2 separate regions of the Mus musculus genome follow, and region 2 is linked to region 1. The links are chromatin loops, found by intact Hi-C in ENCODE. Cell type or tissue: left cerebral cortex. All regions are shown on one strand. Each heading gives the region's core, and the rest is flanking DNA. Links, peaks and the distances in the headings are about the cores only.

What was found. A loop is a pair of places that touch in the nucleus more often than their neighbours do. Peaks named below come from ENCODE experiments on the same cell type or tissue, not always from the same donor. Only the 100,000 strongest peaks of a DNase experiment are listed, where the experiment ranks them.
Region 2: it touches region 1 in a loop (7-fold over the local background); 6 of 42 quality-filtered maps call a loop at or near these places.

Annotation. Positions count from the first base shown.
Region 1 is chr2:21,357,732-21,373,087 of GRCm38, reverse strand. Gpr158 (G protein-coupled receptor 158) reads right to left here and starts at 5,521. Exons shown (of 11, transcript NM_001004761.1): 1 at 3,931-5,521. The coding sequence starts at 4,832. In left cerebral cortex, for the core only: a CTCF peak has its summit at 3,079; DNase peaks (open chromatin) are centred at 4,548, 5,569, 6,066, 6,210 and 3 more places; H3K4me3 peaks cover 3,588 bases; H3K27ac peaks cover 3,319 bases.
Region 2 is chr2:21,273,963-21,289,318 of GRCm38, reverse strand. No RefSeq gene overlaps it. Among named protein-coding and RNA genes, the nearest start is that of Gm52501, 53 kb to the right of the region's middle. In left cerebral cortex, for the core only: a CTCF peak has its summit at 8,332 (motif pointing left); DNase peaks (open chromatin) are centred at 6,397 and 8,324; H3K4me3 peaks cover 256 bases.

The DNA.
Region 1 (15,356 bases), core at 2,651-10,650:
TATTTTGAATGGAATTTCCTTTCCATTAGTTTACAATCCTAGCATTGTACATATTGATTGGATGTTTCTATGCATTATCAGAGCACATGATGATGGCATGGTGATATCATTTCTCCAAGGCCCTGAACTTATTTCTATCACCCATTTCCAAAGTCGTAGCCAATGTTTGGATAAGCCACTTCAGGACTGCTATCCCAGGTGTGTGGAGACATGTGAAGATCATCAAGCCCATTTTACATTTTAATGATGCAGAAACTAGTTTCCAGACAGGTCGGTCATGCAGCCCAGCTTAAGACAAAAGCAGGACTGAAACAAAGTACTAACTCAAGTATAGTAGTCTTTTCATTATATAACACACTTGATTATCTGGCTGGCCAACAAGAATAAACTTATATTTCTTATTCATGGAAAATATATTAACAATAGCAAATACAGTCTTCCAAACAAACAATTAAAAAAATGAGAAATCAACAACAGGAGAAGAAGAGGTTGAGAGCATTGTGCTAACTCAGAGACTGAACAGGCATCCTGGGTGGATGATAGAAATTTGATTTGAGCTCTAATGACCAGCTCACAGTTTACATATGTTATTCAACTTTCCTGACATTGTAAGTACTAAAGAGTTCTAAGAAGTAAATGCAGTGGTTCAGATATAGCATCCAACCCACAATATAAGTGTTCAACTAATAGTGACCCAGCTATGTGATGCTAAACTGCCACAGAAGAGCTGTACCACTTCTGAGAAATGTCTTTAGTTCCTGGTGTCTCAATTTCCTCAACTTAAAAATGAGATAAAACTAAATTAGTGAATTCCTTTCATCTCATCAGGAAAAGAAGAATTCATTGGACAAGGGTGTATCTCAGCGATAAAGCACTTTACTTAGCCCATGAAAGTCCCAGGGTTTAACCATCAGTACAAAATAACAATATATATATATATATACAATCATTTCAATATCTTGTTCCAGTCCTAAGTACCAGACAGTTCTAGCTACCCCCAGAAAGATGTTTACACATTTAGCAAAAGGGGTTCCCATTCTACTCCAATTCCAACCCATGGAGCTACAGAAACATGCCATAGATATATCTAATGCCTATCTCTAAACTCTGAAAGGAAGTCTGTGGCCCTGTTCTGTTGTTGCCACAAACAATATGTACGACTTTTGGATAAGTGACATCTGTCTAGCTCTGTCTTCTTGGGAAACAACACCTAATCCCTTTAATGGATTTGTAGTTCCCACAGTGAACATCTCTTTACATCTTCAATACAGGAGGCCACTGGTGGGGCAGGCAGTGCTCACAGTGGCATAGATCCTGCTTTTTGTGGATCTTCTGAGACAGACCAGGTTCTGTAGGCAGCCAGGCACACAACTGGCTTTGTAGGTTAGCTAACAGCATTGGTGAATACAGATGCATTTAAAGAAATAACCTTTTAGTGAGCATACTCAAGGAATATGTCTTTCTCACAAGCTTGAATCCTTTTGCCTCTTCAGCCTTGGCTGGCTGAAAGTACTGGGTACATTGAAACAACATATTTTTGGATTATAAGAGAAGATATTCTAGGGGCTGGTAGTGTGAGTCAATAATAGAACCCTTGGCTAACATGTGTTGTGCCCAGGTTACATCCCCAACATGTGAGAGAAAGAGGGGGGAGTTGGAAAAACAAGGCAGAGTCGGAGAGAAATAAGAAGATGGCAAAGAGAGGAAGTCAAACAGAGAAGGGAGAGAGAAGGAGGGGGAGGAGGAAGGGAGGGAGGGAGGGAGAGAGAGAGAGAGAGAGAGAGAGAGAGAGAGAGAGAGAGTTCTATATCCAAATGGTCTTCCTCCCATCCCATATTTGGCCGTCAGAAATAATCTCATTCAAATGAAATACCTTCCCAGTTTACTAAGTCATCTTTATGAAACAGCATACTAGCTAAAAGCACAAAGTAAACTTGCATCTGAACTACTTTATTTAATAACTATGCAATCAGTAATAAAATTTAACCACTCTGTGTTTCAGATCCCCTTACAGAAAATATAGAAAACAATAACACAGAATTCAGACAACTGCTGGGAAAAGTTGCCAAGATAGTTATGCCAAGCAGTTAGCACAGAGTGTAACATCAAGTATGTAGCATATTGACTAACATCAATCAAAAGGTGAGAGAGAGGCAGTCAGGGAATATGGGGAACAGGAAGAAGAGGGTGGGAGAGAAGGAAAGAGAGAAAGAGAAAAGGAAAGAGAGAAAAGAAGGGAGAGGGGGTCAATCCTGAGACTCTCTAAAAGGGATCATCTAAAGGCCATGGTTCATTGGCTCTAAGTGGCATCTGCTGAGCCCTCTTCTTCTGAGAAAATGCTGTGGCAAAGATTCAAAGCTGATCTGAGAGCTTACTAATAGGATCCTGCCAGAATCAGGAGGAGATGAGATTGTCCTGAAAGTAGGAAAGTTGCTGCAGTTTAAGATAGGATCTATAAAGGAATCATAAACACACGTGGGGGGGGGGCGGGGGGAATTCATGTAGAAACAAAGAAGGAAGGGGTCTTCATCTGTCCCTTTTCAAGCTTGCAGGCATTAAAGGCTACAGGATTTTATGGCTGTATAATTCTCTAAAGACAAAGTACTTCGATCCTGACAGTTGATAGATAAGTACACAGGGCCCAGTGAGGCTAGGCAGCTCATCTGAGGCAGTTCTACAGTAAAAAGGCAATGCTTTTCTTTCTGGGGTTTCCTACCCATTGCTTGCCCTGGTATGTTCCAGCATATTGGTATTCTGTCTCTGAAATGCTAAAGTTGAAGTAAATAAAATATCACAGAGAGAGAGAGAGAGACAGAGACAGTTCTCTCACTTCTTCCAAGTTCCAAAAAGTTTAAATATTTATTTTAAAAAAAAATCAGTTCCAACCCCTGACCCGTTCCTTACAGAGTTTCCCATCAGGGGCCCGAGGAAAACCCCATCAACCTTAGTTCTCTCCAAAACCCTCTCTGCAGTCCCCCTCCCTCCTTTCTGTGCTTTCCTTGCATGCATTTCTAAGAGGCTACCTCTAGAAGTTCCTCACCAAAGCTGCAGGGCAACAGTTCTAATCTGAGAGTGCTAGCATTCCTCTGACACCATCAGGAGAGCTACTGAAGTTTCTTTCCAGTTTTCTGTTTGGGTAAGACTGATTCCTCCCTCCCCAACTCTAGTGGAGAACCTTCAGATGTGCCTAACAGAGAATAGGAGGAGAAAGACACCAGGAAGGAAAGCTGATGCCTAGAAGAAGAGAAAAGCCAGTGGGAGTATTCTGACCAAACTGCCAAGTCTGGATCCTGGAGAAGGCTCTGCTGCTGATCCTGGAGTGACTCAGTGCTGAGTGGCCAGAACTGCCCAGGGGATGGCACAGGTTTAATTACACGCTCTGGTAGCTGACTAACAGCAGGCTTGCGCTCCAAACTACATTCACAGGAAGTGGGCAGAGGCTACACCATAGTGGCAGATTCAAGGAACTCTCACTCCTTGTCTCTCTCTCTCTCTCTCTCTCTCTCTCTCTCTCTCTCTCTCTCTCTCTCTCTCACACACACACACACACACACACACACACACACACACACACACACACACACACCTGGTGCTCTTGACTCTGTCTGATGGGCCCAAAGTTCGGGGACACCACCATTAATCTTCTCCCCCTATGCTATGGAAGGATTGGGGCCAATTGCTATGTCCCCTGACCCTCCGCCACCACCACTGCACAGCAAGGAAAGGCTTTCCATGAGTGCCTAAAGTAGACAGACCCGGGCACTTCTCACCCCTCCCCACACGAGCTTGCCTCCGCATCCCTTAGTCTGAAGTTCAGTTCCAAGGCTGAAGACTTAAAGTCTCACTGGCAGACAAGTGTGCTTCCCCAGGATGGCCATTTACAAAACCAAAGGATGACTCTGCGTGTGCCCTTTCCAACCCTCTCCCTACCTGAATTCCGGGACCAGGTTAGGTTGAAGCCCGTAGAAGGCAGCAGAGAGCGTGACCAGCCACCCAGGCTTGTAACTCCCATTCTCGCACTCCAGATAAGGTGGGGACCACTTGACGTGGCTCCTGTCCCCTCCAAGCCCATCCCTGCGCCGCCAGCTGTGGCCTAGGCCCCGTGGCCCCTGATTGGAGCCACGGCGGTGCAAGTGGGGCCTCCACTTTCGCCGAAGCCCATGGAACCACTCGGTCTCTAGAGTGGCGTTAGCCAGGTGGTGAGCGGAGGAGGACAGGTCCTGCAGCAGGATGCGACTCTCCTCGCGGGTGGCCTGGAGGAAGACCTGCGGGGCGGGCGTGGACAGCGACTCGGTGCTGAAGGTGATGGCCGCCCGGGAGATGCTGGGCTCACCCTCCAGGAGACTTCGCACCAGAGCCTGGTACCACTGCAGGTCATCCTGCACGGTCTGTTCCCGAGACTTATTGCTCTGCAACATCATGTTGAGGAAGTTGGTGGCGTGTGTCAGAGTGTCCAGCGCCCCGTGCAAGGAAGGATGGGAGCTGGCTAGGGACGGTGACTTTCCCGGCAGGCCAGCCAACTCGTAGCGGCCTGAGCAGTTGGCTCTCTTCAGCTGGTGGAAGTCCCCAGTGTAGAGGTAAGAGGCCACGTCCACGGGCACCTCCTCGGCTAGTTTTTGTGCCAAGATGGTGCCGTCAGTGGAGCGGCTCCAGGGAATAGAGGGGTCTGGGGCAGAGGCTCGCGGCAGCTGCTGACCATGCTGCTTCCCCCTCGGAGTCCTCTCTCGAGGGGAATCTGGCCGTCCCGGAGGGTCGAGGCTGGCACCAACCTCTCCCAATCCCAGATGAGCGAGCAGGAGGCAGAAGAGTAAAGAGTAAGCCATGGCTCCCATCTGTCTAGCATAGAAGAGAGGCGATAACCGGAGGAGTCACTTTGTAAATTTTGGTCCTCAATTTATCATCAGTAAGACTTTTGAGGGGAGGCTTCCTTCTTCTCCAGGTGGCGCCCAGTCCAGATGGACTTTAAAATAAGAATGTTTTGAAATTGGCCCAGCTGGCTCAGCTGCCGTCACAGACCAAATCACCTGTGGCAATGCTGGCTGCGCCCGGCTCCACAATGGGTCGGCTCGGGATTACGCACCTCGCAGCCTTGAGCCAAACAGGTTACATCCCCAGCAGCTATAGTTAGCCCGCTTACGTCTTTCTGCTCAGCCGCTTCCACCGCCGCTCTCATTGAGGTGTGTTCAAGAGCTGATGCTGATGCTGCTGATGCAGCTGATGTTGCCACCGCGGCCACCAAAGATGCTGCTCCATCATCTCACCCTTGGCAGGTCGTTCCCGCCTCCCAGTTCTGGCCCCTCCTCGACCGCTTCGCCCGGAGATGGAAGCGCGCACACAGATCCAAGCCGCGAGCTCAGCGGCGAGTCCCAAGGAACCAAGGTTTTCTTTGAAGACGTTCGTGTGTCTGCAGTCCAGACAGCCAGGCAGCTGATTAACTAGAGCCTTTAGGTTTGGCCACAAACCACAGCGCTGCCTTTCTCTGCTCTCAGATGAAAGCAGTTTAAAGAGACAGCTTGGCCGCAACCAAACCCTTGTAGGGCGGCTTCAAGTCGTCTTGTGCCCTGTTTGGTCGGCGCCTCTGTCAATCAGCTGACTGCCATTTGTTGGCTGGGGCGGGAGCTGTCCAGTGCTGAACCCGAGGCGCACTGAGGAGGCGGAGGAGGAGGCGGCGGCGCTGTTTTCACCCACTCGTGTTCCCTGATGACTCGGAAACCTTCAGGGGTGGCAAGGAGTGGGTGGGAAATAGGGGAGAAGTGGCGCTTTTGGTGGTTGAAAGCGAAGGAAACTTGGACTACTGAGGAGGAGGAGGCTGTTGGCATCTTGCTTGCTTAGTAAAATCAGCCCTTTCTTTTGCCTGGAAAAGAGGGAGAAGAGAGTAGTTTTCATTTCTGACTGAAACTGGGGAGGAGGGAACGTAGGATGGAAATGTGTCCTTCTTAGCATCTGCTCATTTTTTAGGCAAATTATCAAATTCTCTTCCTTGTTTTTGGTTAAGAGAATGATTAAACCTGGCTTGCCAAGGATAGTCTTAGCTGTTAGAGAGTAATGGAGACGTCTACTGGCCGAGCTTCAAGGAAAAATAAATGTCATATTTAAAGATTCTCTTATTCGGGGCCAGAATGGAAGGGGAGCTCTGACAAAAAGGATGTGTGGAGAGGGGACATGATCAAGAATTGCGTGTTGTAGACTGTGAGAGAATGAGGATGCAAAACAGTGAATCTGTGGTGTGTGGGATAAAAAGTCACTGTCAGTGAGTTGCTGGAATTCATGAAAAACATCTCAGACTTCAAGGAAGGGCTCCAGAGATGTGCCAGCTCCAGAAAGAATTGGGAGAGCCCCTAAGCTCTCAAAGCTTCCTGTGGCATTTCCCTGTTGAATCTGCACTTTCTAAATGTGCCTCCACTTTTGAATTCCTCAAGAAGACACATGCAGAAAATCCCAGGTTTATTTTAGTCCCCAACTAACAAAGATGTCACTCATGCCAGTCCAAGATAGACTTACTGTACTATGTCATTTTGTTCTAGCAAAAAATACCTTAGGCTATTCTGTGTTTCTAGCATTGTAAACTGATATGTAAAGAAAAATAATTTGTTTAGCTCTTAGTTTTGTACAGTGGGTGTCCAAGATCAGGTAGTCCCTGATTTGGGAGACTGGTAATGGCCTTCTGAAGACAGTATGATGCTCAGAAATATATTGGAGAGAGAGAGAGAGAGAGAGAGAGAGAGAGAGAGAGAGAGAGAGAGAGAAAGAGAGAGAGAGAGGGGTCAATTGGCATGATGACAAACATCAAGTGAAGGGCTAAACAGGGTTTTTAATGACTTACTAACTCTCAGCATGAAGCATTAATCCACCAGTGAGAACAGAGCCCCCACAAACCAATTGCCTTCTATTTCTACTAGATCCCATCCCTTAAAATTTTACCATATTAACACCTCACACTGAAAACAAAGCTTCTAATGAAGGAACCTTTGGAGCATGTACTGGCTAGTTTTGTGTCAACTTGACACAGCTGGAGTTATCACAGAGAAAGGAGCTTCAGTTGAGGAAATGCCTCAATGAGATCCAACTGTAAGGCATTTCCTCAATTAGTGATCAAGGGGGAAAGGCCCCTTGTGGGTGGGACCTGCCCTGGGCTGGTAGTCTTGGGTTCTATAAGAGAGCAGGCTGAGCAAGCCGGGAGAAGCAAGCCAGTAAGGAACATCCCTCCATGGCCTCTGCATCAGCTCCTGCTTCCTGACCTGCTTGAGTTCCAGTCCTGACTTCCTTGGTGATGAACTGCAATATGAAAGTGTAAGCTGAATAAACCCTTTCCTCCCCAACTTGCTTCTTGGTCATGGTGTTTGTGCAGGAATAGAAACCCTGACTAAGACAGAGCACTATCCAAATCAAGTAATAGCAATATCTAAGTGCTGGGATGTACGAGACAAAACACCATGGTCATGGTGGTACATTGAATATCTAGAACACTGCTGGCACAGAGTAGGCTCTCATTATACACTTGATAATTAATGAATGAATGAGAAGATGATGAATTTAATTATTCTTTTCTCATGAGAAGAATTCTGCTCAGTGAGCCAGGGATGAAGGCTTTTGGAATAGGAGTTAGCAACCAGTTTTCTCAGCTGCTGTACATGGTTTCCAAGAAAAATTTTACAACTATGCAAAAAATAGTTATTTGACTTGTATTTACTTATAAGTAACTTCTGTGTTCATATCTGTCCTAGTAAGGAGTACTATTGCTATGATAAAACACCATGACTAAAAGCAAGTTTTGGAGGAAATAGATTATTTGGCTTACACTTCTACATCATAATCCATTATCAAACAAAGACAGGAAGGAACTAAAACAGGGCAGGAACCTGATGCACAAGCTGATGCAGAGGTCATGTAGGAATGCTGTTTACTGGCTTCCTCTTCTTGGCTTGCTTAGCCTGCTTTCTTATGGAACCCATGACCATCAATCTGCCCAGGGATGGCACCTCTACAGTGGTTTGGGCCTTCTCATATCAATCACTAATTAAGGAAATACTGGCTTGCCTATAAGCTAATACTACAGAAGGACTTTCTCATTTGAGATTCCCTCTTCTCTGATAGTTGTAGCCTGTGGGAGGTTGACATCAAACTAGCCAGCATAATATCTGAGTTTTTGCTTAAATTTTGCTTTGAAACACATACTCTTATGCTAAGTAGAAGTAACTTCAGTTTATTAGTCTGTTATATCACATGTGGCAATAATTACACATAGAGTTTCTCTTGAATTTATCATAATATTCCATGTTTTTGCATTTATTTAACTATCTAAAGACTTAAGTGTAATATCCTCAGTGACTATTTTAGAAAACCTGTAAAACTTATTTAAAATTCTTTAGGCACCTTGCCCGCCAGAGAGGTGGCTGCCTGGGAGGGCTCTGGCCTCCAGAGCAGGCGAGGGAGCCATCTTGTGTCCGGGGTCCCTCTGAGACCAGTCTGCTCAGGTGAGAGTGCAGACTGCAGAAGCAACACAGCTTCTGGAACAGGCAGAAGTGACACAACTGCTGGGACAGACCCCGTTTAGGGTTCCAAACATCCTGGCATCTTCCCCTCCAGAAAAGAGGTGGCCGCCTGGGAGGGCTTTGAACTCCAGAGCTGCTGAGGGAGCCATCTTGTGTCCCAGGTCCCTCTGAGACCAGTGTGTGCAGGTGAGAGTTCGGACTGCAGAAGTGACACAACTTCTGGAACAGACCCTGTTTTGGACTGCAGATATCCGGGCACCTTCCCCGCCAGAGGAGAGGTGACCACCCAGGAGGGAATCTGACCTCCAGAACAGGTAAGGGAGCCATCTTGTCTCCTGAGTCGCTCTGAAACCAGTTTCCATAGGTCAGCTCACAGATTGTGGAGAGTGAGCAAGCTGACTACATAAGCAACACAGCTTCTGGGAAAGGCAGAAGCAACACAGCTTCTGGGACAGACCCCCGTTTAGGCCTCCAGACATCTGGGCACCTTCTCCGCCAGAGGAGAGGTGACCACCTGGGAGGGCTCTGACCACCTAAGCAGGTGAGGGAGCCATCTTGGGTCCTGGGTCCCTTAAAGACCAGTCTGTGCAGGTGAGCGCACAGACTGCAGAGGCAACACATCTTCTGGGTCAGGCCCTGTTTCAGGCCTTCATCTTCAGCCAGGTGGCAGGTCTGAATGTCAGACCTCTGTGTACCTTCGCTGCAAAAGGAGAGCTTGCATACAAAGAGTACTCTGACCACTGACACTCAGAAGAGAGCTGGACTCCCAGGACTGCTAACAAAGGCTAACAGAATCAGAGGAGGAACAGGCTCCAGACAGAGATAACTATAACAACTAACACCAGAGATTACCAGATGGCGAAAGGCAAACATAATAATCTTATGAACAGAAACCAAGACTGCTCACCATCATCAGAACTTCACGATTCCACTTCAGCCAGTCCTGGAAACCCTAAAACACCCAAAAAGCAAGATTCAGATTCAAAATCATATCTCATGATGCTGGTAGAAGACCTTATGAAGGGCATTAATAACACACTTAAAGAAATACAGAAGAACAATGCTAAACAGGTAGAAGTGCTTAAAGAGGAAACACAAAAATCACTTAAAGAATTACAGGAAAACACAACCAAACAGGTGCTAGAAATGAACAAAACCATCCAAGACCTTTAAAGGGAATTAGACACAATAAAGAAAACCCAAAGTGACACAACTCTTGAGATAGAAAACCTTGGAAAGAAATCAGGAACATAGATGCAAGCATCAGCAATAGAATACAAGATATGGAAGAAAGAATCTCAGGTGCAGAAGATTCCATAGAGAACATGGGCACAACAATCAAAGAAAATGAAAAATACAAAAAGGTCCTAACTCAAAACATCCAGGAAATCCAGGACACAATGAGAAGACCAAACCTACAGATAAAAGGAGTAGATGAGAATGAAGAGTTTGAACTTAACGGGACAGCAAATATCTGCAACAAAATTATAGAAGAAAACTTCCCAAACCTAAAGAAAGAGATGCCCATGAACATACAAGAAGCCTACAGAACTCCAAATAGACTAGACCAGAAAAGAAATTTCTCCCTACACAAAATAATCAGAACAACAAATGCACTAAATAAAGATAGACTGTTAAAAGCAGTAAGGGAAAAAGGTCAAGTAACATATAAAGGCAGGCATATTTGAATTACACCAGACTTTCACCAGAAGATCCTGGACAGATGTTATACAGACCCTAAGAGAACACAAATGCCAGCCCAGGCTACTATACCCAGCAAAACTCTCAATTACCACAGATGGAGAAACCAAAGTATTCCATGACAAAACCAAATTCACACATTATCTTTCAATGAATCCAGCCCTTCAAAGGATGATAACAGGAAAACACCAACACAAGGACGGAAACTACACCCTAGAAAAAGCAAGAAAGTAATCCTTCAACAAACCTAAAAGAAGACAGCCACAAGAACAGAATCCCAACTTTGACAACAAAAATAACAAAAAGCAACAATTATTTTTCTTTAATTTATCTTAACATCAATGGAATCAATTCCCCAATAAAAAGACATAGACTAGTAGACTGGCTACACAAACAAGACCCAACATTTTGCTGCAAACATGAAACCGACCTCAGTGAAAAACACAGACACTACCTCAGAGTTAAAGGCTAGAAAACGCTTTTCCAAGCAAACGGTCTGAAGAAATAAGCTGGAGTTTAAGAAATTATAAATTATGAAGATTATAAGAAATTAGCCATTCTAATATCAACTAAAATTGACTTTCAACCCAAAATTATCAAAAAAGACAAGGAGGGGCACTTCATACTCATCAAAGGTAAAATCTTCTGAGATGAACTTAATTCTGAATATCTATGCTTCAAATACAAGAGCAGCCACATTCATTAAAGAAACTTTAGTAAAGCTCAAAGCACACATTACACTGCACACAATAATAGTCGGAGACTTCAACACCCCACTCTCACCAACGAACAGATCTTGGAAACAGAAACTAAACAGAGACACATGGACACTAACAGAAGTTATGAAATAAATGGATTTAATAGATATCTACAGAACATTTTGTCTTAAAACAAAAGGATATACCTTCTTTTCAGCAGCACATGGATCTTCCTCCAAAATTGACCATATAATAGGTCACAAAACAGGCCTTAACAGGTACAAAAATATTAAAATTATCCTATGCATCCTATCAGATTACCATAGAGTAAGGCTAATCTTCAATAACAGCATAAATAATAGAAAGCCAAAATTCACTTTGAAACTGAACAACACACTACTCGATACCTTGGTCAAGGAAGAAATAAACAAAGTAATTAAAGATTTTTTAGAGTTTAATGAAAAGGAAGCCAGAACATACCCAAACTTATGGTACACAATGAAGGCAGTTCTAAGAGGAAAATTTATATCCCTGAGTGCCTCCAAAAAGAAACCAGAGAGAGCATACACTAGCAGTCTGACAGCACACATAGAAGCTCTAGAACTAAAAGAAGCAAATTTACCCAAGAGGAGTAGACAACAGGAAATAATCAAACTCAGGGCTGAAATCAAGCAAGTAGATAAAAAAGAACTATTCAAAGAATCAATCAAACCAGGAACTGTTCTTTGAGGAAATCAACAAGATAGATAAACCCTTAGCCAGACTAACTAGAGGGCACAGGGACAGTATTCTAAATAACAAAATCAGAAATAAAAACGGAGACATAACAACATAACCTGAGGAAATACAAAACATCATCAGATCCTACTATGAAAGGCTATAGACAACAAAACTGGAAAACCTGGATGAAATGGACAACTTCCTAGACAGATGCCAGGTAACGAAGTTAAATCAGGATCAGATTAACGATCTAAACAGTCCTATATCCCCTAAAGAAATAGAAGCAGTCAACAATAGTGTCCCACCAAAAAAAGCACAGTCCCAGATGGGTTTAGTGCAGAGTTCTATCAGACCTTCAAAGAAGACCTAATTCCAACTCTCCTCAAAATAGAAACAGAAGGTACTCCACCCAATTCATTCTATGAAGCCACAATTACTCTGATACCTAAACCACACAAAGATACAACAACAAAAGAGAACTTCAGAACAATTTCCCTTATGAATATCAATGCAATAAAATCCTCAAAAACTGAATCCAAGAACACTTAAAATGATCATCCATGACGACAAAGTAGGCTTCATCCCAGGGATACAAGGATTGTTTTATATACGGAAATCCATCAATGTAATTCATTATACAAACAAACTCAAAGACAAAAATCACATAATCATCTCATTAGATGCTGAGAAAGCATTTGACAAAATCCAACACCCATTCATGATAAAAGTCTTGCAAAGATCAGGAATTCAAGGCCCATACCTAAACATACTAAAAGCAATATACTGCATACCAGTAGCCAACATCAAACTAAGTGGAGAGAAAAATCAAAGCAATCCCACTAAAATCAGGGACTGGACAAGGCTGTTCACTCTCTCCCTACCTATTCAATATAGTACTTGAAGTCCTAGACAGAACAATTAGACAACAAAAGGAGATCAAGGGGATACAAATTGGAAAGAAAGAAGTCAAAATATCACTCTTTGCAGATGATATGATAGTATATATAAGTGACCCTAAAATTTCCACCAGAGAACTCCTAAACCAGATAAACTGCTTCAGTACATTAGCTATGTATAAAATTAACTCAAACAAATCAATGCCCTTTCTCTACACAAAGTATAAATGGACTGAGAAATAAATTAGGGAAAGAACACCCTTCACAATAGTCACAAATAATATAAAATACCTTTGTGTGACTCTAACTAAGGAAGTGAAAGATCTGTAGGATAAGAACTTCAAGTCTCTGAAGAAAGCAATTGAAGATCTCAGAAGATGGAAAGATCTCCCATGCTCATGGATTGGCAGGATTAATATAGTCAAAATGGCTATACTTTCTGAAAGCAATCTAAGATTCAATGCAATCCCCATCAAAATTCCAACTCAATTCTTCACTGAGTTAGAAAGGGCAATTTGCAAATTCATCTGGAATAACAAAAATCCTAGGAGAGCAAAAACTATTCTCAACAATAACAGAACCTCTGGTGGAATCACCATGCCTGATATTAAGCTGTACTACAGAACAATTGTGATAAAAACTGCATGGTACTGGTAAAGTGCCAGACAGGTAGACCAATGGAATAGAATTGAAGACCCAAAAATGAATCTACACACCTATGGTCACTTGATCTTTGACAAGGGATCTAAAACCATCCAGTGGAAAAAAGACAGCATTTTCAACAAATGGTGCTGGCACAACTGGCAGTTAGCATGGAGAAGAATGCAAATTGATCCATTCTTATCTCCTTGTACAAAGCTCAAGTCCAAGTGGATCAAATAACTCCACAGAAATCCAGAGACACTGAAATTAATAGAGGAGAAAGTGGGGAAAACCTGCAAAGATATGGGCACAGGGGAAAAATTCCTAAACAGAACAGCAATGGCTTGTGCTGTAAGATTGAGAATCAACAAATGGGACCTCATGAAATTGCAAAGTTTCTCTAAGGCAAAAGACACTGTTAATAAGACAAAAAGGCCACCAACTGATTGCGGAAGGATTTTTAACCAATCCTAAATCTGATAGGGGACTAATATACAACATATACAAAGAGCTCAAGAAGCTGGATTCCAGAAATTCAAATAACCCCATTAAAAATGGGGTACAGAGCTAAACAAAGAATTCTCAACTGAGAAATACCGAAGGGTTGAGAAGCACCTGAAAAAATGTTCAACATCCTTAATTATCAGGGAAATGCAAATCAAAACAACCCTGAGATTCCACCTCACACCAGTCAGAATGGCTAAGAACAAAAATTCAGGTGACAGTAGATGCTGGTGAGGATATGGAGAAAGAGGAACACTCCTCCATTGCTGGTGGGATTGCAAGCTTGTACAACCACTCTGGAAATCAGTCTGGAGGTTCCTCAGAAAATTGGATATAGTACTACCGGAAGATCCAGTAATACCTCTTCTAGGCATATACCCAGAAGATGTTCCAACTGGTAATAAGGACACATGCTCCTCTATGTTCATAGCCTTATTTATAATAGCCAGAAGCTGGAAAGAATCCAGATGTCTCTCAACAGAGAAATGGATACAGAAAATGTGGTACATTTACACAATGGAGTACTACTCAGCTATTAAAAACAATGAATTTATGAAATTCTTGGGCAAATGGATGTATATGGGGGATATCATCCTTAGTGAGGTAACCCAATCACAAAAGAAGTCACTTGATATGCACTCACTGATAAGTGGATATTAGCCCAGACACTTAGAGTACCCAAGATTCAATTTGCAAAACACAAGAAAAATCAAGAAGGAAGACCAACACATGGATACTTCATTCCTCCTTAGAATAGGGAACAAAATACTCATGTTAGGAGTTACAGAGACAAAGTTTGGAGATAAGACGAAGGAAGGACCATCCAGAAACTGCCCCACCTGGGGATCCATCCCATAATCAGCCACCAAATGCAGACACTATTTCATATGCCAGCAAGATTTTGTTGAAAGGACCCTGATATAGCTGTCTCCAGTGAGGCCATGCCAGTGCCTCACAAATATAGAAGTGGATGCTTACAGTTATCTAAGGATCCCCCACCCAGGGATCCATCCCATAATCAGCCTCCAAACACTGACACCATTGCACACACTAGCAAGATTTTGCTGAAAAGACCCTGATATAGCTGTCTCTTACGAGGCTATGCTGGGGCCTAGCAAACACAGAAGTGGATGCTCACAGTTAGCTATTGGATGGATCACAGGGCCCCCAATGGAGGAGCTAGAGAAAGTACCCAAGGAGCTAAAGGGGTCTGCAACCCTATAGGTGGAACAACATATGAACTAACCAGTACCCCCTGGAGCTCGTGTCTCTAGCTGCATATGTATCAGAAGATGACCTAGTTGGCCATCAGTGGAAAGAGAGGCCCATTGGTCTTGCAAACTTTATATGCCTCAGTACAGGGGAACGCCAGGGCCAAGACGTTGGAGGGGGGACGGAAGTGGGGGAGAGTTTGGGGGACTTTTGGGGTAGCATTGGAAATGTAAATGAAGAAAATACCTAATTTTTAAAAAAGAAAAAAAAAAGAAATCCAAAAAAACCAAAAAACAAATCAAAACAAAAACTTGGGATTCCCTCACATTCCCATAAAGTGTGCTTTTTTAAAACAAGGAATAAAGAAAGAAACAGTACTCAGTAGAGCCACTCCAGCCTACATGCACCGGTTCCTGTTACACTAAAAAATAAAATAAAAATAAAAAATAAATAAATAAAAAATAAAAAATAAATTCTTAAAATATTTTCTG
Region 2 (15,356 bases), core at 3,988-11,987, 85 kb after region 1:
AAATTCATTATGAGACCTTTCTGCCTCACTTCATTCTCAGTATGTGAGGCTGACTGAGGCCTTGAATGAACAACACCAACTGGGAGTGCCACTATGAGCCCCGGGACAGGGCATGGCCTTCCCACATGGGTGATGAACAGACTTCTGCCTTTAGCATCTGGAAAAAGGGGCCCAGTATGATGGCTCACACATTTCGTCTTCGTACTCTAGAGGAAGAGGCAGGCAAATCTCTTTGTGTTCAAGGTTAGCCTGATCTACATAGCTTACTCTGAAAAGAGAGAAGACCCTTGACTTTTGATGACTTATATAGAAACATTTAAACTTACTATGAACTATGTTGAATAAAGTAAGCCAACTCCCCACAAAGGAAGAGCACGGCTGCATGTACCACAGCCTGGGGGGCCCAGCATACTCTTGAGTATAGGCAGACCAGAACCAGATTATCAGGAGCTGGGTCTTGAGTGAAACCTTGCCAATAAGGTTACCATGTGAGAGTCAGAGGAAGAAAATTCTAGACATCTGTGTCAGAGGGAGATTGCAGAGAGAGAAAATGGGCTTCCATGTATCAGCTGCAGTCCCCACCTGTGTGGGAATCTTTCCATGCTGTAATATTGATTTCTGTCCTTGACCATCTCAGATACAGGGAAGCATTACCCACCGCCTTCAGAAGAAATGCAGCTAACGAGCTGTGTCACCTCTTCTTTCATTTGTCTCAGTTAGCAATGTCAACGCAAACCTTCCTGAAATAGAAGCCAGCAAATATTTCTTAAAACACTTTTTGATGAGTAGCCCTCTCCACTCCCTTCCCTTTCATTCTCCAAGTCTCTCAGAAAAGAATTTATCAAAAATCCTCTTCCAATGGGTTTTATCTTCATTAATCGTCTTCTTTGTCTTCCTCCTCCATTTCCTCCTCCTCTTCTCTCAGAACCTACCTTTCCCAGTTGAAGGAATTTCCTAAACAAACTAAAAATAGCTGTTTTGTCAATACTACCTAAAGCTGAGGTAAAATAAAAAATATATGCTCAGTGTACTTTGATTATGCTCAGACATAAAGAAACCTCCCTTCAGATAAATGTATCACTGCCATGTGTTCAGAGAAGTAATCCTTTTTGGAGCAATATTTATTAAACACTTCCATGCTCTGAATCATTCCTCAGTATTCATGTGCTCACATTCAATTTCCCTAACGGAGTTGGAAAAGCAGCACAGGCAACGCCTGAAAGATGCAGAGACGCGGCACAGGGCCGGAGACAAGCTTTCCAAGCCTGCCCGAGGAAAGCCCATGGAAGCAGCAGCAGAAGAGTCCCTTGTTCTGAGGCCCCAGAGCAGAGGCACACTAGGGATGGTTATGTAAGTGTGGGAAAGAAAGCCGGTCAGGGCCTGTTTCCCTCTTAGTAGGAAAGCATCTTCCCTGAGTCGCAAAATCCTCGCATTACACAGTGCTCTAAACTGTTTCTAGATACCGACTGAGCTTTTTAAATAGAATTGAACGGCTAGCATCGCTATGGGGGAGACTCCGGACTAACAGCAGATCCCTAATCATTCCTGGTGACTTGAACACAGGTTTGTACAGCAAGGGACACACCATATCCAGGCTTGTGCATTTGGTAAGAAGTGCATCACGCAGTCTAGAGAATCTTGGTAAAACAACAGATACAAGAATAGGAAAAAAAACAAGTCTCATTTAAAATATACAAGAGACTTTACACATAAGACCCAGATCACCTCTGTTGCAGTAAATCTCCATCCCAAATATGCCCCAGCAATGAAAACACAACACAGTTAATATGAATACATGCTGTGCACCTAGATTGGGCAGATCTACCGCTATACTACCATCTTCCACATCTATGAGACCCCTTAGAACTTGCAGTTTCTACAGGCCATGTGCTTCTGCTCTGCTTTTCTTCTTCTTCTTCTTCCTCTTCCTCCTCCTCCTCTTCGTCCTCTCCCTCTTCCATTTTCTCTTTCTTCTCTCTCTTCACCTTCCACTCCACCTTCCCTTTTGTCTGCCCAATCATCAAGTTCTCCTTTATTTTATAAATTAAGGTGGGAAGCCAGTTTACAGTAAATCACCTGAGTGCTGACTCATTCCTTGTTCGAAGCCACTCACTGGAGAATAAAATTAACATCAAATATAATTAGCCTCAGGGCTAGCCACAACACAGAAATCCACTTATCACAGAAATGATTCTAAACACTAGTTTCCACAAAAGAGATCTGGAAAAAACACTAAGTTTGGTGTTTTGAGTGATAATACAACACAAAATAAAGACTCAGATTCTTGGGCATAATCAGCTATGGTCACAGAAAGGCATTTTCTTCTTTTTTTTAATATTTTTATTAGGTATTTTCCTCATTTACATTTCCAATGCTATCCCAAAAGTCCCCCATACCCTCCCCCCCACTCCCCTACCCACCCACTCCCACTTTTTGGCCCTGGTGTTCCCCTGTACTGGGGCATATAAAGTTTGCAAGTCCAATGGGCCTCTCTTTCCATTGATGGCCAACTAGGCCATCTTTTGATACATATGCAGCTAGAGACAAGAGCTCCGGGGTACTGGTTAGTTCATAATGTTGTTCCACCTATAAGGTTGCAGATCCCTTTAGCTCTTTGGGTACTTTCTCTAGCTCCTCCACTGGGGGCCCTGTGATCCATCCAATAGCTGACTGTGAGCATCTACTTCTGTGTTTGCTAGGCACTGACATAGTCTCACAAGAGACAGCTATATCTGGGTCCTTTCAGCAAACTCTTGTTAGTGTATGCAATGGTGTCAGCGTTTGGAAGCTGATTATGGGATGGATCCCCGGATATGGCAGTCTCTAGATGGTCCATCCTTTCGTCTCAGCTCCAAACTTTGTCTCTGTAACTCCTTCCATGGGTGTTTTGTTCCCAATTCTAAGAAGGGGCAAAGTGTCCACACTTTGGTCTTCATTCTTCTTGAGTTTCATGCGTTTAGCAAATTGTATCTTATATCTTGGGTATCCTAAGTTTCTGGGCTAATATCCACTTATCAGTGAGTACATATTGTGTGAGTTCCTTTGTGATTGGGTTAACTCACTCAGGATGATGCCCTCCAGGTCCATCCATTTGCCTAGGAATTTCATAAATTCATTCTTTTTAATAGCTGAGTAGTACTCCATTGTGTAAATGTACCACATTTTCTGTATCCATTCCTCTGTTGAGGGACATCTGGGTTCTTTCCAGCTTTTGGCTATTATAAATAAGGCTGCTATGAACATAGTGGAGCATGTGTCCTTCTTACCGGTTGGAACATCTTCTGGATATATGCCCAGGAGAGGTATTGCTGGATCCTCCGGTAGTACTATGTCCAATTTTCTGAGGAACCTCCAGACTGCTTTCCAGAGTGGTTGTACAAGCTTGCAATCCCACCAACAATGGAGGAGTGTTCCTCTTTCTCCACATCCTTGCCAGCATCTGCTGTCACCTGAATTTTTTGATCTTAGCCATTCTGACTGGTGTGAAGTAGAATCTCAGGGTTGTTTTGATTTGCATTTCCCTGATGATTAAGGATGTTGAACATTTTTTCAGGTGCTTCTCTGCCATTCGTTATTCCTCAGGTAAGAATTCTTTGTTCAGCTCTGGGTCCCATTTTTTAATGGGGTTATTTGATTTTCTGGAGTCCACCTTCTTGAGTTCTTTATATATGTTGGATATTAGTCCCCTATCTGATTTAGGATAGGTAAAGATCCTTTCCCAATCTGTTGGTGGTCTTTTTGTCTTATTGACGGTGTCTTTTGCCTTGCAGAAGCTTTGCAACTTTATGAGGTCCCATTTATCGATTCCCAATCTTACAGCACAAGCCATTGCTTTTCTATTCAGGAATCAGAAAGGCGTTTTCAATGTGTTGAACATATTAGTAGAAGGAGATGGACCATTTCATGAATATCTCCAACAAACATAGACAGAATCCACCCACACAGTGGCTCAACTTGCCTCACACAAAAAGCAATTCTGGCTCTGAGTCAACCTGAGTGTTGGGGTCCTTGCTTGCATGTCCAGATTGTTCCAGATACAATTGGACTTCCTTTCTCTAGAGTCTTCTTTTCCTAGAGTCTATCCTATTCTAGGAAGCTAGGATCTCCAGCCTCTCCGCTTCTTCAGGAAAGGTCACTGCATCCTGCAGGTTCCTGAAACCTAGCATTTGGTCTGTAGTTCTCAGTCCGTAATTCATATTTGGATAGGAATTGTGTTTATCAGAGTTAAGAATTGGTGGTTGGCCAGAAACTAATTCCAACTGATAACCATTAGCAAGTGGAAAATTAGTTTTCTCTAAAGAAGTCTGACTGGGTAAACAAACCACTCTTAAGGCCAGGCCCCATGCAAAGCACAAGATGGACTCAGATTTATTTTTAGAGGTTTTGTCACATGTCGCCCTTTTTTTTTTTTTTTTTTTTTGGCCTTGCCAACAAGTCTGTTTATATACCATGGTTTCCAATTTTGTGTTTTTAGGGTATTTCTATGTGTGCCAATCTGTGTGTCTCTGTGTCTATATGTATTTCTTGTTCTTTGTCTTTGGCTCTTGCTTTTCCAATCATTTGTTTGCTTTGTCTTATTATTAAGGTTTGTTTCTGTTTTGTTGTAGTTGTTGTTTTAAGATTCCTGTTCGGTTTTGGTTTGGTTTTGGTTTGGTTTGGTTTTTGTTTCTGAGAAAGAGCAAGAAAGGATGTAGATTCGGGTGGTTGGAGAGGTGAGGAAGATATGAGAAAAGTCAAGGAAGAGAAAACCATAATCAGAATTTATTGTATGAAAAAAGTATCTATTTTCAACCAAAAAAAAAAAATGATTGTTGACCAGGCATGGTGGCGCACACCTTTGATCCCAGCGCTCGGGAGGCAGAGGCAGGAGGATCTCTGAGTTTGAGAAAGGATTCCTGGTTTACAGAGAAAGTTCCAGGACAGCCAGGGATACACATAGAAACCCTGTCTCAAAAAAAGCCAACAGTAAATAACTGGTGGTAAGAGAATGAAGTGAAGGCTTTTTACTGTCCAGGAAGGACACTAGACAGGGCAGGGGGATAGGCACTGGGCATCTGGCTCCATAGTTAAGAGCAATTGCTGTGCAGTCATAAAAACCAAGGACTAAAGTTCATATCCCAGCACCCACATAATAATCCAAATATCCTGCACACACCCGTGACCCCAGCTCAGAAGGAAACAGAGAAAGATGGTCTCTGGGACGAGCCAGCTTCCACACTAACTGAGAAAATACAGCCAGGGTTCAGGAAGAAACCTTGCCTCAAAGGAATAGGCCTCAGAGTATAGAAGAGAACACTCACTCAGCCTTCCTTCTCTTCTGGTCTTTGCACAAGTACATAGCCAATCACTCATGTACACATACATTCACATGCAAATTAACTAATTGTGCTTTTACAGAAAAGCATATTAAGCTTAGAGAAAGCATGTGGTGAAGAAAATCATCTAAAAATGATAAATTAAATGGTTTGATGCAGAATAATGGGATTTCGTTTACTCTTGAAATTGAAAGCCAGCAATAGGAGTAAAGGGTTGTTTCTCTAGCCCTTCCTGTTCACATGAATCTAAAAGGTGTAACTTTAAAACACATATGCCTGTCATGATTGACATAACCAAACCCCAAAAGCCAAATCTGAATGAAGGAATGAGGAGTCTTGGAGGAAGGCCAGCCAGTGATGGACAGATCATGGGCATCTGCAGGCCAACAATGAGGAGGTCATATTTACCTGCAGGCCAGTGATGGAAAGGTCATGGCCACCTGCAGGCCAGTGATAGACAGGTCATAGCCATCTGCAGGCCAGACAGGTAATAGCAAGCTGCTGGCCAGTGATGGACAGATTATGGTCATCTACCTGTTGTAGTGCCAGTGATAGACAGGTCATGGCTACCTGACTGTTCTAGAACAGAAACTTCACCATGTCCCACAGTGATAGAAGGCTCACATAGATTCGAGGAGTCTAACACAATGAATATGAGTGCATACCTGAACCTAGAGCTGTAGGAATATACAGTGAGCAAGATGTTGTTACTCTTCCTGAAATTCCTAGCCATCCAACCAGAACCCGATCAGAATAAGATACGAGTGAATGCAGTCTTTCAGGTTATAAAAAGCCAGTACTGAGGACACCAAAACTCTAGTCAGAAAGGCAACAGTCTATTCAACTGTAAACAAACACTCCCAAGAGCAGACTCTCTGTCCAGCATGCGGAATGCACATCACATGAAATCGCCTACTTAACCTCAGAGCCTTAGCTACCAAGTCTGCTTTGCAGAGAGGTCCTTTCCTCATTATGTGGCTGAGAGGATTAAATGAGCCAACACTTGCAGAGCATGTGAAAGCGCCTTGGATACACAGAGCCTTCTGACTGATTGTTAGCTACTTTGATTCTGACGATTGCTAATTAGGAAGCTGTATTATTACATAGCAATCAGTGTCTTAATCGGTATGAGCAAGAAGATCCACAATTAGGAGAGCAGAGATGGAGGGGAGTGAGCGAGGAGTTGAAATTCAGCAACAGCAAGAAGCTACGGCCTTTCATTCACTACAGGCTACTGCCAGGGTGGCAGTTCAGACCAATGAAAAGAGGCAGAGTGCTTGAGCGTAGGACCGCTCAGTCAGTCTGGGACAAACGTGGGGCTGCTCCTGCCTCACTCTAGTTCTGAGCTCAGCTTAGTGTGGAGCTTGTGTCCCGTGTCCTCACCCGCCCCAGTTCTCTCCTCTCTGGGCTGTTCCTCGTGTTTACCTGCTGCCCTGCTGATAGGAGAGCATATGCGCTAATAGATGAGAGAATCAAGAAGTTACCAACTAGGGATCTACCCTCCTGCTCTGAAACTATGTTCCACCGAGGGCCAGGCCTGTGATCCTCCCCCACCCCCGCCCCGCACACAGCCTCCCACAAGGCATTCTTGTAACTGACTGAGAGTCAAGAAAAACTCTGCCACAGGAAAAAGTTTCTAAACACACAACAATGTCAAATTAAGTGTCTCTGAAAGTGCTCACCCACGCTACATCCTGGGATTTGACTGCATCCAGCCCCGGTTCTGAGTACAATTGTTCATCTTACACATAGCGGCATTCGGTGCAGCACCGGCAATGCAGCTCAAACACCCGGGCTCTGATTCCAGACCTTGCTTGTTATAAACTGGGGATTTTATTGTACATAAAAGGTTTTGTGCTCTTATAGAAATACATGGTTTCATTAGAGGAGAGAAAGCAAAGACTTAGTATTTTCTCCCATAGTTCCCCTGCATGGAAGTATCAAATGGGTTTCCCTGTGGTTTGGATTCTACTAGAAAGCTTGATTTTTAAAACTATTGTTTGAATTGCTGGTTTCAGTTTCTTCCTTCCTTCCTTCCTTCCTTCCTTCCTTCCTTCCTTCCTTCCTCCCTTCCTTCCTTCCTTCCCTCCTTCCTTCCTTTGTCTTAGGGTTAGGGCAGAATTTCCAACAACTTCGAAAATGACCTGAAACACCTGCTGCTACTCTGTACTGCAGACTTATTCACAGTGGTGTTCTCAGCTGCTGATTTTAAAGCCTTAAACCATGATAAGCTGTGTGTTCAGCAGTACCTAATAGTCGCCAACTTAAATTTAAAAATAGTGCAAAAATAAACAAGCACAGACATCTCATTAATATGTAAATTTGTTTAATTATTAATCAATGTTAGAATTATATGTACAGCAAATAATTGCTTTAAAATGCATTTCCTTATGATGATGCTTTTAATCAGTAAATGCTTTGCTTCTAATATGTATTTTGTATAACTATATGCCTGAGGTCACATAAGACTTTTTTTTTTAGGTGATAAGGAGTTAACTGGGAAAAGTGTAAGATGCCTCAGTATAGTGTAGTGTAGTGTAGTGTAGTAGACTGAAACAGGAGAACCACAGTTCAGGGTCTGCTGGGTCACAAAGAGAGTTCAAACTAAGCAGCCTTGTCTCAAAACATAGAAAATTTTGAAAAATTAAATATAGAAGAAAAAAGAGTGGGAGGTATCTAGAAGGCAGCATGCTTATCTAGCCTGCCTGAGCCCCTGGGTTCAATCCCTAGAACAGCCAATAAACACATACACACGCGTACACACAGAGACAACTACAACCACATGGGATCCCAAGAGAGCTGACCATCCTCCACACACCTGTTCCACACTCAAGGCTGACAGGAAGGAACTGTGAGGTGAGCTTCTGGGAATGGGGAAACTGAGGTAGTTCTCAGAGCTCTTAACTTGCTGAGTCTCTGACCGATTCGAGCCTTGTGATCCGGAGCATAGAACATGGTGATGCTCAGGCCCTGAGAGCACTGCAGCCTGGGAACCGATGTCCAGGCGCCCCCTAGTGGTCTAGGTTCCTGCTGTGCCGGCCACCACCTGCCTTCCAGGCCCAGAAGCATGAGACTGGAGCTGTGCCCACCTCAGTGAAGTGGCCTGTGGACATGTGGGACACCTGCTGTCCTTGCAGCCGACCTGGCTTCCTGTGGAGCTCATTAGGCAGAGGCAGAAGTGCATGCCAGGCTTGCTTTCATAGTTAATTCTACCTCACGGCAAAGCTGACCCTTGTTCAGTTTTTGTCTGGGTAGCAGGAGCTACCTACCTCTCCGTGAGGTAGCTTTTGGGGAACAAACTGGAATATTTGTGGAATTGGCATGAGGTCCTCTTTCTCTGTGTTCTGTCCCACATGTGAAATGAAGGGACTAGAAGCAACCGCAAAGTTAACTCAAACCTTTTAACACTCATCTAGCACAATTCTATAGATTGGCCCCAAGGCTCTTGGTTCAGACCCGCATTCATGCTGAGTCAGAACTAGGCAACACTATCATGTGAAGGGCATGGACAGATGACAAACTGCAAGACTCACATCTCAGTTCATCACTTCTAAACTGTAATGTCAAAGGGGGGAAACAAAAACACCTAACCTCTCTCTCTGACTATTTATCCATAAAAGGAATGATAGCAATCGCTGCCTTCTGGGGTCCCAAGGAGGAGTAAATGAATTCAGTATGTAAAGCCCTTGGAATAGACACTTCCATGAGCACCATGCCATTTGTATTAGTTAATGTGAGCCCTGCTATGTAACAGGAATATCAGTTATCGTTATTATGTATTGTATTGTCCATTACTGTATGCATTGCCTTATCATGTCTATAAGCCTATTATTAAATTCATTCTGCAGATGCAGGAACTAAGAAAGAATGATGGCAAGCATCTCACAGAAGTCACCTTGTAAATGGCCAAATTGGAGTCCAGGATTAGGGCCCTGTCTGTGCAATCACTCCATGGTAAATCTACATTCTATAAAAGAATGTGTAAAGGAACTGTTAGCTACCCTTTCACAGGACTGTGAGAAGGGGATTGAGCAGTACAATAGGCGACCCAACAGGAAGGGCTTGAGCCAGGCCGTAACACATAGACAGCCAAAAGAGCATGTGACTGAAGCCTAAGAGAACATGGACACGTGTGAGGTGGCTAGGCATGTCTTAGTGCCATAGTTTTCAGGTTTAGATCTGAATGTCCTTCACAGTTAAATCAAGGATGCTAAAAACAATAGCCCCTAAGAATTAAAATTTCCTAGGGAAATTTTAATGCTGAAAGAGGAAAAGGCTGAAGCCTGGCCCTGCAGGAGAAGACATCAGAGTTCTGATGGTACTTCTGGGCTCTTTTTCCATCCGTTCCATAAGATAGTTATATCATGACAGAGGGTGGAGATTAACGAGGAGTAATTCTTTCCCGAGACAAACTGTAAACAAATGTGTTTTGTTTACCAGTTTCTGATTCAAAATTTCTTTGAAAATACAGGGGAACTAAGATGGTGGGATAGTGGAACCAAATGCTCTGGGGCCTTGGTCCCCAGCTTGGTGATTGGATTCTGACAGCTTGGACCTGCCTGCAGATGAATCTTTTGTTGGATTCATAACATGATGGTTAAAAAGAGGCCCGGGAATGTCAACTAGATCAAGCCACATTGAAAGGAATCACTGGGGTGTGCATTAGAGCTGTATTTTGCTCTGGCCTCTTGTTCTCCTCTTCCTCTATCTGCTTCTTGTGAGCTTCTTTGCCACGCCACTCCCACCATGATGGACTGGAGTCTTGCAGACCATTAGCAAGATTTATTTCCTCTATTACCTTCTTTTGGCCAGCTTTTTGTTTACCTGGTGAAAGTTGATTGCTTCAAGTGAGGAGCAAACAAGAAAGTGGAAGGGACAGTAAGTCTGAATAGACTTGTACCCACACCAAGTTGCCACGTCCTGATGCCATGCCAGATGCCCTACTGAGCTATTGGGCCATGGCAGCAAAGAACCATCACAGGAGGGTGGAAGCTTGCACAAGAGAACTTGCCTCCTTCCACAGGAGAAACCGATATATGCTGATGTGGAAATAGTCTGGAATTCCCCCGAGGTATAGGGTGTAGTCCAGAGGATGGGTTGAGCATACACGAGGCCATGAGCTCAATCCTCAGCTCTGGGATAAGGAAAGAAAATACTCAAGAGAAAGCCCACTCGCTTGCCTTGAGATTTGGAAGTCGGGTGACAGGAATCTCTGCTCCACCATGATTCCTTACATGGCTTCATGTGTGTTGCAAAGTGATTAGGAATGAAAAGAGAAACCAAATAGACATCCAGATCCAGTTCTCAGCTCCCCTGTTCCCTTCCATGCACAGCTATGGCATGCAATTCCATCTCTGATCTTCCCTTGATTCTGGAGACGCCCTGCTTTCTGTAATATTTTGTGAAACACTGTTGTTACTGCCACAGTTCAGATATGGGGTGGGTGGATCTGCAAAGTTGCATATGCTGAAGTCTTGGTTCCCCAGCATGCAGCTATATAGGAATGGAGCTTTTCAGAGATGGGACCTGATAGAAAGCAAGCTTGGGGTGTTGGGGCCCTGTCCCCAGGATTAATAAGTTGCTAGGAAAGTGCATCACATGATCAGCAAGCCTGCTCCCTCTTGCTTCCTTGCCTGGTTGTGTGGCTGCTTCCTTTCACACTTGTCACAGTAAAGCCTTCTGCCACTGTGCTATGAGGTGCCAGAAGGCTCTTTCTTACCAGAGGACAGGCTAGTGATACTGCCTGATCTAAGGCATTTAAGCCCTCAGCTGCTGCTCCATCATCATGCCTGCCTGCCTCCATGATTCCTCGCATGGCTGTAACTGTGAGCTGAAAATTCGGGGTTTTTATAAGTTGCTGTAGTCATAGCATTTCATCACAGCAACAGAAAAGTAACTAGCATAGCTTGTAAGCTGAATATGCAAGGGAAGCAACAGTACAAACACCACTTACATCTTTCCACAAAATGAAGATACATAATAAGATATGCATAAATTTTAAAAGAACCATACTACAGCATGAAATGCCAGAGAAAGGTCAAACCATTCCTTGACCTGATTCCCATACTCTGAATGTGATCGATACCAATCAGTAATTTATTAAAAATCATGGCAGAAAATAACCTAGTATAAATTGATGGACTATGCCATCTTGAGCAACAGTGTCTTAACCTGTCAGAACAGAAGTGAAATGAGAAAATATGTGGTAAGGCCAAGGGCTTTAAACTTAGTTGCTCAGTTTCATTTACCAGCAGTGGAGACAAGTTGTGTGACCTCCCTACGTTATGCCTTCTTGCTTTGTAAAATAAAGACAGTATGACTCATTTGCAAGACTGTCTTGCAAAAGAGATGGGTATACAGCACTTGATTACACAGTAGGTGCTCAACTAAAGCTAGCTGCAATACTAACCACCACAAGATAACAGAAAGTTTTGAAGAATCACGGCATGCTGTGTGTGGCTCAGGCATGGAGCAAGCTTGCAGCAAGCTAAGTGCTCTTGACTCTGCTCCTTATAAACAGACCATATGATGAAAAGACTGAGCCGGGCATTCTCTGCAGAAACTTTAATCTCTGGCACTGCACTGTATTCAGAAACCTGCATCAAGGTCTAGGGAGATGGCTCAGTCAATAAAGTACAACATGCAAACATAGGAGGCTGAGCTTAATCCCTGTGTTCTTATGAAAAGCCACTTGTGGTGGTGTATATTTGCAATCCCAGAGTGGGTAGAGACAGGTAGATCCCTGAGGCTTACTAACCAACCTGCCTGGCTCATTCTGTGAGTCCTAGGCCCTGGTGAGAGACTGTGTAATCAAAAACTATGCTTTCTGAGAAGGGACAGCACCTCAAGTCATCCTGGCCTTATGTACATAGGTGCACACAGATGCATGCACACACAAAAGGGGTGGGAGACTACATAAACAAAAACCAATCAGCAACAGGCTTGGAAGGGTCTGCTCGGATCAGAAACATGCACACTGCTGCCTGTGACTGCATGCTGCCCTTCCTGACCACGTCCACAATTATCTCTTCATCCTGTCTCTGGCTCTGCAGATCTGTCTGAACAGCATTTGTATAGAATAACTATCAGGCCTCACTAACTTACACACACTCACAGTGGCCTGGGGGGCTGGGGGGCATAAGAAGTGCATTCACTAGAGACCACAGGAGCAGACCTTCTACGTTGTTTCAGCCGACTAAGTGGAGACCATGACTCCTCGCTACCTCGGTTTTCTCTCTGTGCAACAGGAGTGACACCATTACCTTTCAACACAGCAACCTTGGGAAACTACATAATGCCACCTTTATCAAATGAACCTTGAGAATTTGGAAGTAGCTAAGGGAAATAAAGAACAATGAGACTATGGAGATATTCATGTCGAAGAGGGTGTGGAGTTCATTTGGTTACAGGGTAAGGTCCATCATCAGGAAAAACAAGACAAAACAATCAAAGCAGGACTTGGTGGCAGGAACTGATGCAGAAGCCATGGAGGAATGCTGCTTACTGGCTTATTCTTTACGACTTGCTCAGTCTGGTTTTGTCTGTTTGATTGATTGATTGATTGATTGATTGATTGATTGATTTAGACTGGGCTTGCTTGCTTGCTTGCTTGCTTTTGGGGGTTATAATCTAATTTTAACATTTATTTCTTCTCTTTCCTCCCTCCAAACTTTCCCACATGCCCCTCCCTGCTGTCCTTCAAATTCATGTATACATGGTGTGCATGTATATTTGTACATACGTGCAAGTCCTAACTATAATCAAGTGAGTTCACATAATGATGCTTGTATGTGTTTTTGCAGGGGCTGACCATTGGTTACTTGACACCCAATGATCGGGCTCTTCCTTGGAAAAGACGACCTCCTCAGCTCCCATCTTTCCACCATTGCCTATAGTCCTTTGTGTAGAGTTGAGATCCTCAATTTCTAAGAAAAATCATTATTGACAGCGCAAGGTAGCTTCAAAATGATGGTGATGGAGGCAGGTGAGATTGCTTGATGAATAACAGCACTTGCTTAAAACCAGAGTTCAGGACTCCAGAACTCATGCCAAAGCCAGGTAGCCTGCATCCCAGCACTAGGGAGCAGACCGGAGGAATGTTTCCCCTGGGGCAAACCAGATACCTAGATTAGTGGAATTGGCCAACTAGTGAGCGATCCTGCCTCAATAAACAAAGTCGAGAGAAATTAAGGAAGACATCCAACATCAGCTTTAGTCCTACACTTGCATACACACACACACACACACACCAGCAGTTAGTACAACTGAAACACAACAGCGATAGTACATACCACAAAACAAAAATTATACATAAGCATCTTGAACAGCTTCAGATGCCATCTCACCGGGCTCTCTTTATATTCAGGTCCACAGCGTCTATAGGAATGTATTGTCCATGAATTTGCATGCATTAGCATTATCAAGAATAGAAAATGATACTATCATTATGTAAGCAGCTTCAGTTTAAACAGGCTGTCAGTCAACTGCCTCCAGGCTTGGCAATATCCAGTTTGTTGGCAGATAGGACATTCCAACCTGCTTTTTCCTGTCATGTTTTTGACAAACATCATAAGCCAGGTGCCTTTTTCAAGCTGTCCCTTAGCCTGAATCGTCAAGTTCATCACAAAGCGGTGACATTGTTTCAGTAGCTGAGGTAAATGAGCACATAAATTCATTTTCAATCCAGCTTTCTGTTTTCGTTTTTCTTATAGTTAATAGGAGCGGAAGACTTAGCAATGTGTTATGAGAGAGTGATTTAAAAAGCTCTGTCTTAATGAGAACACACGTTGACACAGCTCTTTACAGCCAATCACTAGGAAGACACTGATAATTTCTCCATCTGCAATACACCTCACTCAAGTGTTTTAAAACTCTCATGGTTTGGCTACAAATTTGAAATGCTCTGTTTACCAAAATGAAATTTAAGAAATGCACCTATAATCAGCACCAAGCAAGTCCACTCAGAGAAGTCACGGGCTGAGTCCTGAAACCCAGGCAACCTTTATTCCCCATCATCTTCCTTAAGTGCCTGAAGCAGGGAGATAAAGACTGTGTCAAATATTAATGCTTTGCTTTGTTTCAAAGGAACTGGGAATAGACATAAATTAAGAATGATTTGATTTTCCCCTAAGACAGGTTCATACAAGGTAGCCTTAGCTGACCTCAAAGCCAGGTCTTCCTGCCTCCTCCTCCTCCTCACAGAAGATAAGATTATAGGTATGCATCTCCTTGCTTAGCATCCTTGAAGTTTTAGGGGTTTTTAAAGGTGTTTTTATTTTTATTTTTATTTTATTTTTATTTTTACTTCGCAGGTGTTTTGCCTGCATGTATGCCTGTGTACCCTGTACAGACAATGCCTGAAGAGGCCAGAAAAGGCATTGTATCCCCTATTACTGTGGTTACACACTGTTGTAACCCATATGGGTGCAGGGAATCTAGCCCTGCCCTCTGGAAGAGTAGTCAGTGCTCTTAACCACTGAACCATCCTACCAGCCCCAATAATGTTTAGGGACGGGTGTTTGTTTGGTCTGGTTTTTTTTTTTTTTTCTCCTTAAAAAGAAGAATTTGCCACTCTCCTAATAATAGTGTCATTTATCAAAGCTTTCCAAGAAATTAGAAGAATAGGAACCCAGGGCAATATCAGTAAAGGAAACTCAAACACTGGATTATCATCCAGTGAGATTTAACAATTTGGATGAAGAAAATGACTTTAATTGAATTAATATTAACTTGCATAGACTATTATTTAGGAAGAAAACAAAAAGTATAAATAAAAATGCTATGGCTTCAATGTGAAAAAAATAAAGAAGAGGAATTTGGGGATTGTAATGTACTAAGTCACTTGCCTCTTCCAGAGAGAAGGAGGAGAGAGAGACAAAGACAGAGATGGGGAATGGGAGAAGAGAAAGAGAGGGAGAGACAGACAGACAGACAGAGACAGAGATATGGAGAGGGAGGAGAGAGAGAGCTTACCAACGTTAATCAGAGCATAGTGCTTAGGCAATTGGCTAACAGGTGGCTTTTAAGGATAAGAAACTGAGG